2 separate regions of the Homo sapiens genome follow, and region 2 is linked to region 1. Evidence: chromatin contacts called from ENCODE Hi-C or POLR2A ChIA-PET data. All regions are on one chromosome and are shown on one strand. Each heading gives the region's core, a stretch centred on a gene start or an enhancer-like site at or near the end of the contact. The rest is flanking DNA. Distances are from core to core; before and after follow the strand shown. Region 1 overlaps ARHGAP26 (Rho GTPase activating protein 26). Region 2 overlaps NR3C1 (nuclear receptor subfamily 3 group C member 1).

What was found. A loop is a pair of places that touch in the nucleus more often than their neighbours do. ChIA-PET counts read pairs that join two places held with the same protein, here RNA polymerase II (POLR2A). Pooled maps may share reads with other maps.
Region 2: a loop to region 1 is called in a pooled map, with 3 times the contacts of the local background. The contact joins two enhancer-like sites. A Hi-C loop is called at or near these places in 1 of 168 maps with a recorded cell type or tissue (naive thymus-derived CD4-positive, alpha-beta T cell), 21 of 37 single-sample maps with no recorded cell type and 10 of 50 pooled maps. POLR2A ChIA-PET finds 5 or more read pairs at or near these places in 7 of 52 experiments (GM10248, GM12878, MCF 10A and 3 more).

What each region holds. Positions count from the first base shown.
Region 1 is chr5:143,212,540-143,219,707 of GRCh38, reverse strand. It overlaps ARHGAP26 (Rho GTPase activating protein 26), which reads right to left. Exons shown (of 23, transcript NM_001135608.3): 22 at 5,620-5,711. It overlaps LOC124901099 (a long non-coding RNA gene), which reads left to right. Exons shown (of 2, transcript XR_007058981.1): 1 at 1-1,944; 2 at 5,109-5,271. Among named protein-coding and RNA genes, the nearest start is that of ARHGAP26-IT1, 24 kb to the right of the region's middle. RefSeq lists enhancers at 1,882-1,981, 4,198-4,746, 4,747-5,295, 5,875-5,924 and a silencer at 2,522-2,621. Within about 2 kb of position 2,512, at least 2 of the 41 ENCODE cell types and tissues checked have a DNase peak (open chromatin) inside an H3K27ac peak, as active enhancers do.
Region 2 is chr5:143,347,451-143,354,618 of GRCh38, reverse strand. All of the region lies in intron 2 of NR3C1 (nuclear receptor subfamily 3 group C member 1), which reads left to right. Among named protein-coding and RNA genes, the nearest start is that of NR3C1, 53 kb to the left of the region's middle. RefSeq lists enhancers at 442-521, 1,732-1,801, 3,574-3,633, 3,704-3,803, 5,088-5,147. Within about 2 kb of position 3,523, at least 5 of the 41 ENCODE cell types and tissues checked have a DNase peak (open chromatin) inside an H3K27ac peak, as active enhancers do.

The DNA.
Region 1 (7,168 bases), core at 1,263-3,762:
AAATGCCTCTGAGATAAAATGCAAATTGTCATTTACTAATAGAGGAGGGAGGCAGCACCAGTGCCCCCTTTCTTTCTGCTGTCTTCTGTTTCCATGTAAAGGCTTAGCTGAAGCCCCACTTCCTTTGTAAATACTACCATGGAATCCCTTCTACCTGCTCCCTCCTCCTCCAGACACCTAAAATGCTCATAGTACATTCCACATAGTATTCATGGGTCCTATTTATATGCTGTTCAAACGTGCTAAGCTTTGCTTCTCTATCTAGTTTTTCAGTGCGTTTTGGTTTGGATTATAGCACTTCCTGGCTCCACAACCTTCAGTAACTCCCTTCTGCCTCGTGAATTATAATGATACAAGCTAACACTTAGATATGTTATGAAGCTGCTGTGTGCTTGGAGTTTTAGACATGTTGATTCATTTGATCCTCAGGATCCCAGCTTGTATTATTATTATCTGTATTTTGCAGATGAGAAAATTAAGGCTCAGAGAGGTAAAATAATTTGTGCATGGTCATAATACTGGAACCAAAATTTGAACCCAGCTTGTTTGACTCCAGAGACCAACTCCCTTCCCACTGTATCAGGCCTCTATTTAACCAGAGGGTGTGACCCATGCTGATAAGGATGATAACATGTTGAGCACATGCCAGGTGGCAGACCCTTTGCGAATACGCACTTCACACCTGAGTTTCCTCCTTTCATCTTCAGAATGACTATGGAGTTGGTTCTGCTATTATCCTCACTTTACTGATGAAAAACTGTGGCTGTGAAAAGTTAAGCATCTTGGCCAAAATTAAATATTAATAGCTGGTAGACAATGAAAATGAATCAGAGACCAAGACATCTGATCCCAGAGTCTGTCACCTTAACTACTACTGCTGTTGCCTAGCCCAATGCTCTGAACATCAAAGATGCTAAGTGCTTGTTGGGCTGAATGGCGCCAATGTGCAACACTGAACTGCACCAGTGTCCAACATGCTATACAAACACAAAAGGTGTTGCCACAAGCTGCCTGAGTGGCTCTTCAGCTCAACAGCATATACTAAATATAAGCTGCTGGGGACATGGGTGAGCTTCCTGCCAACCACTTTCTCTCGGCTCTACCCATGTACACCATACATCCCTGTGTACACAACTCATGTCTTCTGCCCTCCTTCACTCACCATGGACAGGGAGCAAGTGTGTGACTAAGGTCTCTAATGGCTGACTGTCCCCAAAAGAAGTCTTAACTAAAAGAGGTGCAGACCCCTGGGTAATTAAAGTACATTCACTCATTTAACAAATGTTTACTGAGCACCTACCACGTGCTAGACACCATGCTAGGTCCTTGCACATAGCACAGAACAAGCAGACCAGATTTTGCTCGGCAGGACAATCAAGCAATAAGCAAGCATATAATTTTAGGTAGTGGTAAAAGGAGAGAGAAAGACTAGAGCAGTGGGTAGTGCAAGTACAACGGCCCTGTGACGGGAAAAAGCTGGGCATGATTTTAGAACAGTGGTGTGCATCTATTTCTTAAAGGGCCTCATAGTGAGAGTGTCTCTCTCCTTAACTCTGCCACTGTAGTGCCACAGATAACACGCAGACACAAAGGCATGAGTGTCTGTGTTCCAGTAAAGCTTTATTTACAAAAACAGGTGGCGGGTTGGATTTGACTGGCAGGTCATAGTTTGCTGACCTTACTTGAGAACATAAAGAAGGCCTGCAAAGCTGCAGTATGTCAAGTGAGGGTGAGAGGAGGTCAGAGGGGTAGGAACTAGGCCCTAGGGGCCTTGTAAGTCATTCTCAGAGCAGTGGGAGGCCACTGATAGATTTTAAGCAGGAAATAACATGATGTGATTTTCATTTTCAAAGATGACTCTTGCTGCTATGTGAAGAAGGGGTTCTGGGAGCAAGAGTGGAAGCCAGTGACAAGATGTGTCAGGCGGCCAGTGGAAGCGCCCAGGTGAGAGGTGAAGGTGGCCTGGGCTTGGGCGTGGCAGCGAAGATGGCTGGAGAAACTGAAGGAGATCCCTGAGTGCCCTCCTGTTAACCCATTTCCTAGGCAGCTTGGGGGCTCCCCCATGAGGATGTTCTCCAGCAGCAAAGGAAATTTGGGACAGGCCTGCTGTGTAGTGGTGCTGTGTTAGGTACCATGGGAATGAATGGATCCAGCTCCTCTCAAATCTTATTAAAAGTATCCCTAGAACCCAATTTTAGTGACTGCCATGTGCATTTTCCAGGTATCACGAATCATGCTGCTTCAAGATGACTAACGTTCCTGAGAATATGAGCTATTTCTCTTTCCAGTTACTGTCTGAGGTGCTCTTGTTGAAATGGACAGTTTCCCAGTAGATTGGCCAGGGATGACACTGGAATTATTTCTAGGTATTGCACGTATTGCACATCCATTTCCCACTGCACAAAGCCCATGAGCTGACAGCAGCAGCCACTCCAGAGTCACAGTAGGGGCCCCTGGAATCCAAAGGCTTCAAGATTAATCATTACGAAACAACAGACTTTCCCCTCCACGGGCCCCTCCCTTTTCCTCTTCCTTATTCATTCTTCTTAATCCTGAAACACACAAAAAGACACACATACACACACACACGTGCACTTTCTGATTGGTTTGATCATTTAATCTGACAACTACACAGCATACAAATTAAACAGCCTTTACCTCATATCCCCAGCAGTAAACTAACAAGAAATGGAACAAGGAAAAAGACCCCCCACCCCACCCACCGCCTGACAGAATAATAGTGTTCTGTAATGCCTCATTTTCTCCTGTAGAGGTGAAGGAGTGGGGAGGAAGAGGGTCTGTGTAAGCATTTTCCTCTGGAAAAAAGACCTAATAACATATTTTGAGCTAACCCAATTGAGAAAGTGTACTAACGTTTTGTCAGGTCCATTTTCTACTGCAACTCAGTCAACACTGAGAGGTGTTTTCTTTCAGGTTCAATTTGGCCTTTTGCTCCTCAGGGAATTTGAAAGGTCACTGGCAAGGCTGGTTAAAAGCAGACCAGTGTCAGCGAACTCTGCCATGACTCCTAGAGACCACAGGAAGGCTTGGGTAAGGTCTCTCACTCACTCAACCAAACTTTCCTCCTGCTCTCAACAATACCTATAGGATTTATGATGACGACCATGTTGTATGTGGGAGCAGTTACAGAATTGTTAGGTGACAGGTGGCAGGTTGGATTTGACGGGCAGGTCATAGTTTGCCGACCTTGCTTGAGAACATGAAGAAGGCATGAGGCTGTAGTATGTCAAGTGAGGGCGTGAGGTCAGAGGGGCAGGAACTGGGCCCTGGAGGGCCTTGTAAGTAATTCTCAGAGCAATGGGAGGCCACTGAAGGGCTTTAATGCCATTTCCGTTTTTCAAAGATCACTCTCGCTGCTCTGTAAAGAGGGGGTTATGGCAGCAAGAGCAGATGTGAGAAGATGTGTCAGGCGGCCAGTGGAAGTGCCCAGGTGAGAGGTGGAGGTGCCCGGAGCTTCGGTGTGGCAGTGAAGATGGCTGTGGAAGCTGAAGGACACTCTGCTGGGGAAAAAAAGGACTTGGCAGTTAACAATCATCCAGGCTTCTCTTCCTTTTTCCCCCTTTATGCTTAACTATTTAAGCTACTGCAGAAAGACTTAAAAATGAAAGAAGGTAGGAACATAAAATGGTAAAATGGTGCAACTTCTTTGTGAAACAGTTCGGCATTTCCTCAAACACTTAAACACGGAATTAATATGACCCTGCAATCCCACTCCTAGGTATATCCCCAAGAGAACTGGAAACCTACGCCCTCACAAAAACCTACACACATGTTCACAGCAGCATTATTCAAGCAGCCAAAAAGAGGAAACAACGTGCCCATCTACTGATGAATAAGCTTACATAAAATGTGCTATATCCATACCATCGCACATAAAAAGGAAGAAGGTTCTGACATGCTACAATGTGGATGAACCTTGAAAACATTATGCAAACTAAAGAATCCAGTTTCAAAGATCACATACTATATAATTCCATTTGTATGAAATGTCCGGAGCAGGCAAATCTAGAGAGACAAAGTAGAAGAGTGGTTGCCTTGGGCTGGATGGAAATGGGTTGTGGTAAGTGGGGCATGACTGCTAAAAGGTATGGGGTTTCTTTTGGGGGTGATGAAAATATTCTGGAATTATATAGTGGCAATGGTTGCACAACTCTGAATATACTAAAAACCATTGAATTGTACATTTTAAATGGGTAAATTGTATGTTGTATGGCTATCTTAATAAACCGTTAAAAAATGGAAGAAGGCTGCACTCACCAAAAGGAATCAAAAAGAAGACAGAAGCATATACATAACTTTTGATAGTTTAAAACAATTCTGCCCCTGAGATCAGGAGTCCTTTGTGTTGTCAGAGGGAATGGTTGTTAGAAACATGATGATCCCCTGCCCATATGAGCAGTGAATTGGGACTTAGAGGACAGACCTTTAAGCCCTGGATTCACCTGTCAATGTAGGAATCTCTCAAATCCTGCTCTTCTATAGGCAGAAGCCCCTTCCTTGCTGACAAAGCAGGGGGGCAGAAGCCCAAGCAACGCAGCCCATTCTGGTTTGTCTTCTGCAAGGGCCGTGTCATGTTACGGCAGGGCCAGGACTCCGCCGCCTGGGCCTGTGTGGGGGACACTCACCAGTGAAATGGCTTTGGACAGCCTTCAGCAGACCCACTGCACCTGCAGTCTGCTGGGGCCTGCAAGCACCAGCTGTGGACAGGAGAGGTGGCTGGGCTGGCTGTTCGTGCATTTTGATTTATAAAGGGCCTAGATGAAAGTTAATGGAGCAAAGGCTTAAGGACAGTGCTTGAGGCTTTGAGAACGATAAAAGGGAATGCAGACTCAGACGCCCACATGCAGTTCTGGGGTAATCCCTCCCACTCCTGCTGACCCAGAAGGCCAAGGGTTGAGTGTGACCTGGGAGAGACCCTCATGTTCTGTGCCTTGTTCCCCCTTTTGTCTACCTGTACCTGATGGATATCTCTGCTATGCTGAATGCAGGGGCTGGGCACACACAATGGCAGCCCCTGTGGACGTGACTACAGTCAAGGGCTGGTCCCCAGGAACTCATCTCTGCTCTGGCCTGGAATGTGTTTACAGATGCAGCCAGGACCCACGGAATCAGGTGCAGCACCCACTGCCCAGACAAAAGTGAGGAAAAACTGTCACTGTGAACTATGAGAGCATCAGGGCCTTTTTCGAAGATGGATACAATGATGATGATGGTTTTAATAATAAAAATATTAATTTAGTGAATGCTTAATACATGTTGAGTACCATTTTAAACATGTGATGTGTATGATCTCTTAAAGCCACTTCCAGGTCCTGGGCTGGGTCTTTTGCAGGCACAATCTCATTTACAGTGGTAACAACTCAACATGGAGCTGATTACACTAGTCCACTCTTCACAATGTCTCCGGAAGTCCTGCTGCTGCTATTTTATTTTGGGAAAAGACACAGAAACCAACACACACAGACGCACACACACTTTTTTTCTTACCCATTGTATTGAGATTTTCCCTCGGGAGGAGCTTTGAAAATGCCAGTTATTTATGTGCTCCCCTTGCCCCCGCCCCCCGCCCATATCTTTGTGAGGGGATGAGAAACTCACCGTTATCGAAGACCGTGCCTGCTGTGAACGAAAGTTCTGAGTCATGTTCAGCTTTGCAGGCATACAAGGCTTTTGCCTTCCGGAACGGTGTGCTGTGTGAAAACAGGAGTTTATTTAACATTTTTGAAAAAACCCTTAGAAAGCCCCAGACATTTCATCTCTCTTCTTCCCTTTCCCTGTAAGCTACCTAGTCCCCTCTCGTGGGAAGTGCCTGGCAAGGCAGCCAGATGGCAAGACATGAGGTGGGAAAGCTGCAAAGATCACAGGAGAAAAATGAGAAATATTCAGAGAAAAGCCATAAGCTTCAAGAAACTACACTTTTTGTGGGGTCACCTTGTGCCATGTTAAAACTTTACCTGGGAGTTACAACAGCCAAACAGCGGGAGGGCAGGCTGGGCCCCATTTTTGGAGCAGGAGTGCCTTGGGGGAAGGGAGGGAAGCAGGGGCAGGAAAGAAGTTCCAAGCTGCTCTGGGGAACACACTCCCAACAGAACCTGTTGAAAGCTGGCAATGCTCAGTGAGTCAAAAAGAAGAAATTCCAGCAAAGCCAAGTTTCAGTTCCAGGCCACGGGCGGACATGAGCTCTCCCAGATGTTCCTGATTTCTTACTAGACTGGGTCTTGCTGGTGAGACAGGATTCCAGAGCTGGAGCTCTCCAACCCCCAGGGGAGGGAATAGACAAGGTGCATGAGGGCAATTACACATGTGTGTGCATGAGCACACACGTGCACCTGTATGGGGAGTGTGGGGAGGAGGAAGAAGGGAGAGGGGACATGAGGCATTTTTTTTGGTTTGTTTTTGCTTTTCTCATGTCCGTTGAATGTTTACAATCACTCTCACTGTGCATCCGAAACACCTGGGGAGCATTTAGAAAATGCAGATGTCTAGGTTCTACCCAGATATGCAGATATTATACAGGCATCAGTAGTTTTTGTTTGTTTGTTTAGACGGAGTCTTGCTCTGTCGCCCAGGCTGGAGTGCAGTGGTGCGATCTCGGCTCACTGCAAGCTCCGCCTCCTGGGTTCACGCCATTCTCCTGCCTCAGCCTCCCGAGTAGCTGGGACTACAGGCGCCTGCTACCAAGCCTGGCTAATTTATTGTATTTTTAGTAGAGACAGGGTTTCACCGTGTTAGCCAGGATGGTCTCAATCTCCTGACCTCGTGATCCGCCTGCCTCAGCCTCCCAAAGTGCTGGGATTACAGGCGTGAGCCACCGCGCCCGGCCAGGCATCAGTATTTTAAAAAAGCTCTCCAAGTAATTCCAACGTGCAGTGAGGGTTGAGAACCACTGTTCTAGAGCAGAAGGTGGCAAACTTTCTCTGCAAAGGGCCGGGTGGTAAATATTTCAGGCTTTGTGAGCCACATGGTCTCCATCGTGCAGAGTGATCAGAGTAAATGGTTATCTCGAATTTATTGCTGGGCCATAGTTTACTGTTGTTCCCTCTGGTTTTCTAGGAGCCAAGAGATGATGGCCAGGTGGGAAAACATTGGGAAAGTGGGGGAAAATGAAGTGGGACCCCTGGGAACAAAGGAAAGAAGAGTCCTTAGT
Region 2 (7,168 bases), core at 2,274-4,773, 130 kb before region 1:
ACCTCACCTGTATAAGGCACCGTACTTAATTGATAAATATTGCGCATGATCTGACTGCTCTTCCAACTGGCCATTCCCTGTCTGTCTCCCTCTTCCTGGGACTCTCAAATCCCTGAGAGACAATAATATTAAAATTAAGCTAATTAATAACCCTACAGTGGCCTCTAAGTGTTGAAGTGAAAGAGTTGCATGTCTCTCACTTTAAATAAAAAGCTAGAAGTGGCTAAACTTAGTGAGGAAGGCACATCAAAAGCCAAGACAGGCCAAAAGCAAGGACTCTTGTACTAAACAGCTAAATTGTGAATGCAAAGGAAAAGCTCTTGAAGGAAATAACTAGTGCTACTCCAGCAAACATGTGAATGATCAGAAAGTGAAACAGCCTTCTTGCTGATACGAAGAAAGTTTTAGTGGTCTGGACAGAAGATCAAACCATTCACAACATTCCTTTAAGCCAAAGCTTAACTCTCTTCAATTCTATGAAGGCTGTGAGAGGTGAGAAAGCTGCAGAAGAAAAATTGGAAGCTAGCAGAGGTCGGTTGATGAGGTTTAGGGAAAGAAGCCAGCGCTGTAACATAAAAGTGTAAGGTGAAGCAGCAAGTGCTGATACAGAAACTGCAGCAAGTTATGTAGAAGATCTAGCTAAGATTACTAAATAATAGATTTTCCATGTAGATGAAAAAGCCTTTTGTTGGAAGAAGATGCCATCTAGGACTTTCATAGCTAGAAAGGAGTCAATGTCTGGCTTCAGAGGACAGGCTGACATTCTTGTTAGGGGCTAATGTAGTTGGTGACTTTAAGTTGAAGCCAGGTCTCATTTACCACTCCAAAAATCCGAAGACCCTTAAGACTTATGCTTAATCTACTCTGCTTGTACTCTAGAAATGAAACAACAAAGCCTGGATGACAGCACATCTGTTTATAGTATGCTTCACTGAATATTTTAAGGCCACTGTAAAGACCTGTTCAACTGCTCAGAAAAAAATGATTACTTTCAAAATATTGCTGTTCATTGACAGTGCACCTGGGCTCACCCAAGAGCTCTAATGGAATTGTACAACAAGATGGATGTTGTTCTCATGCCTGCCAACACATCATCCATTTGTAGCCCATGAATCAGGGAGTGATTTCAAGTTTCAAATCAGTACATTTTGTAAGGCTATAGCTGCTATAGACAGTGATTGCTCTGGTGGACCTGGGCAAAGTAAATCAAAAACCTTCTGAAAAGGATTGGCCATTCTAGATGCTATTAAGAATTTGTGATTCGCAGGAGGAGGTCAAAGGATCAACATTAGTAGCAGTTTGAAAGAAGTTGATTCCAACAGTTATAGATGAATTTGAGGGGTTCAACACTTCAGTTTAGGAAGTCACTGCAGATGTGGTAGAAACAGCAAGAGAACTAGAATTAGAAGTGGAGCCCGAAAATGTGACGGAATTGCTGCAATCTCATGAGAAAACGTGAATGGATGAGGAGTTGCTTCTTATGGACAAATGAGCAAATAAATTTTTTTCTTGAGATGGAATCTACTCCTGGTGAAGATTCTGTGAACCTTGTTGAAATAACAACAAAGGATTTAGAGTATTACATAAACTTAATTGGTAAAGCAGCAGCATGGTTTGAGTGGATTCATTCCAGTTTTGAAAGAGTTTCTACTGTGGGTAAAATGCTATCAAACAGCATCTCGTGCTACAAAGAAATCTTTTATGAAAAGAAAAGTGAAACTTCATTGTTGTCTACTTTAAGAAATTGCCACAGCCACCCCACCTTCAGCAACCACCTCTCTGATCAGTCAGCAGGCATCAACACTGAAGCAAGACCCTCCACAAGGAAAAAGATTACAACTCACTGAAAGTTCAAATGATTGTTAGCATTTTTAAGCAATATTTTAAGATTAAGGTAAATACATTTTTAAAGACACAATGCTATTGCACACTTAATAGACTACAGTATAGTATAAATATAACTTTTATATGTAGTGGGAAACCAAAAAATTCGTCTGACTTGCTTTGTTGCAATATTCACTTTATTGTGGTCTAGAACCGAACCTGAAATATCTCAGAGGTATGCCTGTATTAATATTATTTTGCAAGTAAAAAACCCAGCATATAAAAAAAACGTAGAATATGTTGAGAGTTCAGTAATATGGATGAAAATGTTTTTCTCTAACTGAAGAACATGATAAATTATAATTAGGGAAGGATATAAACCAAGAAAATATGTCTGAGATAGCCAATTCTTGCAGTTCATAATATGAAAACTCATTATACCAATCTCAGTAAGAATACTTTTAATAGCTGTTATTTCTTTGGGATATAGAATTTATAAAGTACACAGTAATCTTCTTATGATCAATCCTAGGATCACTTTACAACCACTTACCCCATATTACAATGTAGTACCAAGACAAGCAGACCAAATTATAGAAGGACAAAGTTTTTGCTAAGCATATTTTGTCATCAGCATACCGCATTGTGTGTGCATGCATGTGTGTGTTTGTGCATGTGTGTGATTGTATAAAATATTAGAAAGCCACCCCAGAAAAGTTAAATGACTAGGAATGTTGTGAAGGGATTAAGCTACCCCTAAAATTATATAACAAAACTCTCTTCATCTATTATTAGGTCATCTTTAGAACATCTTCTCTTAAATTTGTTATAGGTCTCTCTCATCTGTTTGGATTAAAATTGGTCTGAAAGCCTAAAATGGCTTTTTACCTATATAATTATTTCCCAACTAGCTTGTAGTATAGGTGCAAAGCTATCACACTTGCTAGGTTAGTGAAGTATGTAAAAACTACCATCTTTCAATTAGGAACCATCGGATAGCTTCTACAGGATTGCTGGGGAGAACCTTTATAAAGAAAGTTATATCTTTATAAATTTTTTGTCATTTTACTTAGCTGAGAATATAAAATAAGTTAGCTAATAATAGAGTAGAAATGTTTTCTGTAACAGATTAATATTGATCAAATGTGTTATTAAATGCTAAAACACCATTTTTTTTCTCTGTAAGCCATGTGTTTCATGCCACAACACAAAAGGGACAATTGTCTGTGTTTTATGACAGTTCTGTTCTGTCAGATGCTGTTTGTTCATTTTGGTGAATAAATGAAGAGAGCCCTGGACACATCTTTTTTTCCTCAACAAAAGAGGAAAATTATTCTTGTCTGTATGTCTATAATCCTGACTCTTTGAATGGCTTTAATTTTTTTAAAGTCAGCATTTTTTTATAAAGATAGGTGTTTGGAATGTGGGCGATATGGCTGGACAGTTAGATTGGGACCAAATAATGGAAGGCTTTGAACATCATGCTAAGAGGTTTGGGTTTTACTCTGAAGGCAGTAGAGAACCATTATGTTTTTAAGCCAGGATTGACTTGTTCTAAGCTGTACCTTAGAAATATTACTCTGGCAGTTGTACATAGGATGAGCTGTATGTTGCTTTGTTTTGTTTGGGGAGACAGTTCTCGAAGAGAGACTACATACGAAGGCAGTTATATGAGTCATTACTAAAGGTCTGGCAAGAAGTAGTAAAAGCATTAACTGGAGTGGTAGCAGTAGGGAAGGAAATAAAAGGATAGATGTGGGAGTCATTTGGAAAGTATGAGGCAATTCATTGACCTTACAGAATCACTGGTTTTCTGCTTCCACTCCATTCACATTGACCTTTCCAAGGTTATCAGTGACCTGCTTGTCCTTAAATTCAGTGGGCACTTTCCAGTAACCTACTGTTGGCACCAGCCCTGTGCTAGACACCAGGATCCTGTTTGTAAAGGCATCTGCCAGTGGTTTCTGTGACACAATTCTGTTTCTAGTTTTCCTCCTTCTACTTCTCTAGCCTCTTGGCAAGTTCTTCTTTCAGAGTTTCTCAGAGCTTTGTGCTAGGCCCTCTTCTCATTTTCTCCTTCTCTAAGTGATCCCATCCTTTTCTGTTGCTTCAGTTACCATTTGTCCTTATGCAAAGGACAGCCATATCTACTGTATCTCCAGCTCAGATGTATCTCTTTGCCTCCTGACCCATATTTCCAACTATCTAACTGGGTATCTTTTCTTGGATGAGTTATAGGTCTCTCAAACACAACATGTCCAGAATAATTCATTGACTTATTCTAAGGCCTGCTTCCTCTTTCTCCTGTAGTCCCTATCTCAGGAAATATATGGTGCTATCAACCCCAAAGCAGAAATCTGGACATAATCCCTAACTACCCTTTTCCCCTCTCTGTGCACATAATTTCAGTCATTAGGCCTCATAGATTGGACTAAATAAATACCTCGCAAACCCTTCTACTTATATTCTTAACTGCTCCTACCTTAAGCCAGGCTACCATAATTTTGTAGCTGGATGACTGCATCATCATCTTGACTGGCTCCCTTGTCATCTTCAATCTATATTCTATACTGCAGCTAGAGCTTTCAAACATAAACATGTGATCAGATTAGTCCCCTCTTTAGAACACCCTAGGGTTCTCACTGTCCTGAGTACAGTCTAAGGGTTTACCATGGCTTACAGGGTCTTTTATGATTTGGTGAGCTTTTTATTGTATAACCTTTCTAAACTGCCTTTACTTCCCTCTTTCTTGGCTCTGTGTCTTTGCATAATGCTGTTCCCTATACTTCACCTCACGTCTAACCTTCATCTCCTTTTCACTTCTCCTCTTCCTCCAAAATCCAGCTGAATATCACATTGTCATGCAGGCCCATTCTTGATCTCCCACGTTTGGGTTAGATATCCCTCTTCAGTACCATCACCGCACCAGGTGTGTCCCCTATCCTAGCATTTGCCTCATTGTATTACAACTACTGTGTACTCGTCTCTACAGCTCCTGCTAGTCTAAAAGTTTTGGGAGAGCAAAGGTTCATGTTTGTGTTTTTCACTGTGGTATACCCCAGTGCCTAGTATATGATAAGCTCTCAAAATATTTGTTAGATGTATGAAGAAATGAGAAAGAGAACAGGAAGAGGGTAAGTTTCAAGACTAGGAAACAAGGCTATGAAAGCTGCAGGAAAGCAGCAGGTTAAAACCTAGAAGAAGAGTTTGTTTTAGGAAATACTGTGTTTTAAACCACTATAACTGAAGCAAAAACCCAAGGCCTGGGTGTGGATAGAGTCCACTATCTGATAACAGTGGATACTGATGCATGGCAGAGTTGGAGAGGAAGAGAGCCAGATTCCAAAACAGAAGGGGTAAAGTCTTCTAAGAAGATAGATTATAGTAAGAAGGATTAGGGGATAGAAATATGAGCCTGTTCCACTCATAGATCTCAAACATGAAATGATGAGTCATCATGAAGAGAGTAGGCAATTGTCCAGTGAAGAAGGGGATGCTAACCCTTCTTAACCTTGAATCTCTCAGGTAGAAGCAGTTAGAGAAGGAACAGCCATCATCAGATAGTGTTGTAAGGAAAATGATATCCTTGGGGAAACCTGCATTTTGGTAAAGCAAAGCAACTAAGAAAGAATATACTACCACTGTTTAACAATCGCCACAAAAAGACAGTAGGATCATCTTTGACCCCCCTCATCCTTTCTCAGGAACTTGGAGGACTAAGAAGAGAGAAATCTGTAGAAGAGGCTTCTCTCTCTGATCCTCCCTCCACTTCAGTTTTACCACATGTAATGCAACAATAATTAAGAATTTGTGTAAAATTTCACCAGGTTGGCATGCATGGAGAGAAAAATTATTCAGATGTTTTCCTTTGTCAATAATACAAGGAGCATTTGTAGGGAAAAATATTTACAAATACAGTAAGACCTATTCTCTTTCTATATTTATGGGAAAATTTTAAGTTGTGCCCTTGTTTCATGTGTGTTTCTATTTAAAGATACCATACTTAATATATATTGTTGATTCATTAACATTGAACTCATGGCTAACAGCACTATAAATCATGTCTGATCAAAACTTATGATACATGTACTTTCTTCGTAAGGTACATCATAGTCTTCTCGTACATGGGAACTCTAGGTAGTACTTCAGGACTATGCATAGAGGCCATTTTAAACAGCAAAATTCCCAACAAAAAGCACAAAACTCAAAAAATGTGCCACTAAATTTACCATGAAAAGGACACTTGTTTACAGTTTGAGAGCTAAAACAAGAAGGTGGCGTGTCACTTCGTTTGACTTCAGCTGGGAACATGCATATCAGTCGACTCAAATTTTTTGCTATTCTGTGCTTATCCACGAATCGATAGGAAAGCAAGTGTGGATTTGGGGGTTACAAATAAAATGTAGCAAATGTGTAAACTTGCAGATGTGGAATCTACAAGTAGTTAGAATCAACTATGTTAGTCTGATCATTAAATCAGTTTTTTAAAGTACTATTGTAACACCTTATAACCTGCCCCATTCACTGAGTGTTGTAGTTTATAGTTTCATTGGGCATTTTCAGTAGTTTTATCTGAAGTCACATTTCAAATTTTGTAATTGAAGCTCCAAAGTATGCTACCGGAAACACGAGCTGATGCTGTGAGACAAAATCAACAGGTAATCCACCATCACAACTGTGGGCTAGAATGCTCAAGAAACCTTGGAGGCCCAGAGAGCTGAGATGAATACTGAAGAATCATAGGCAGGTTTACTCTGTCAAGCTGCCTGTATTTTGAGGGTGTAGTCCTCAAACCAAAAAGACACCAAATGAACAAACTCAGATGGCCTCACTGGGGAACAGAGATTGAAAGCTGACACTGGAATGTGTACTTAAAAAAATGAGAGCCCGTTTTGGAAAGGCAGACTGGGCACAGAATGTGGAGAGCTATATTTGCTAACTGAAGAAATTTAGACTTTATCCTCTACAAAACAAAGCTATTGGTTTTTGAAGGTTGCATAAAAGCTGCATTTTAGCAGCATATATTTTGGTAGAGCTGTTACCTGCCTGAAAACATCAATGTCATTTCACACAAATGATACTTATCCCTTGGTGTTTGATCTAAATTTCTACAATGAGAATGTGATTTTATAGTCTTTACTGGGGAAGGAAGTAGGTTTTTCAGGCCGAAATTCTTGTGTAGCAAAAATTAACACTTAAGTTAGCCCTTGGCAATCTCCAGTTCTATAATGGTAAAATGGATTTCCCAGAAAGTCACTCTCTATCCCTTTGAATAGACATTAGAAATAACATGTACTTTAAGTGGGATTTACAGAGGAAGGGGGCCTTTAATTCTTTACTAGTG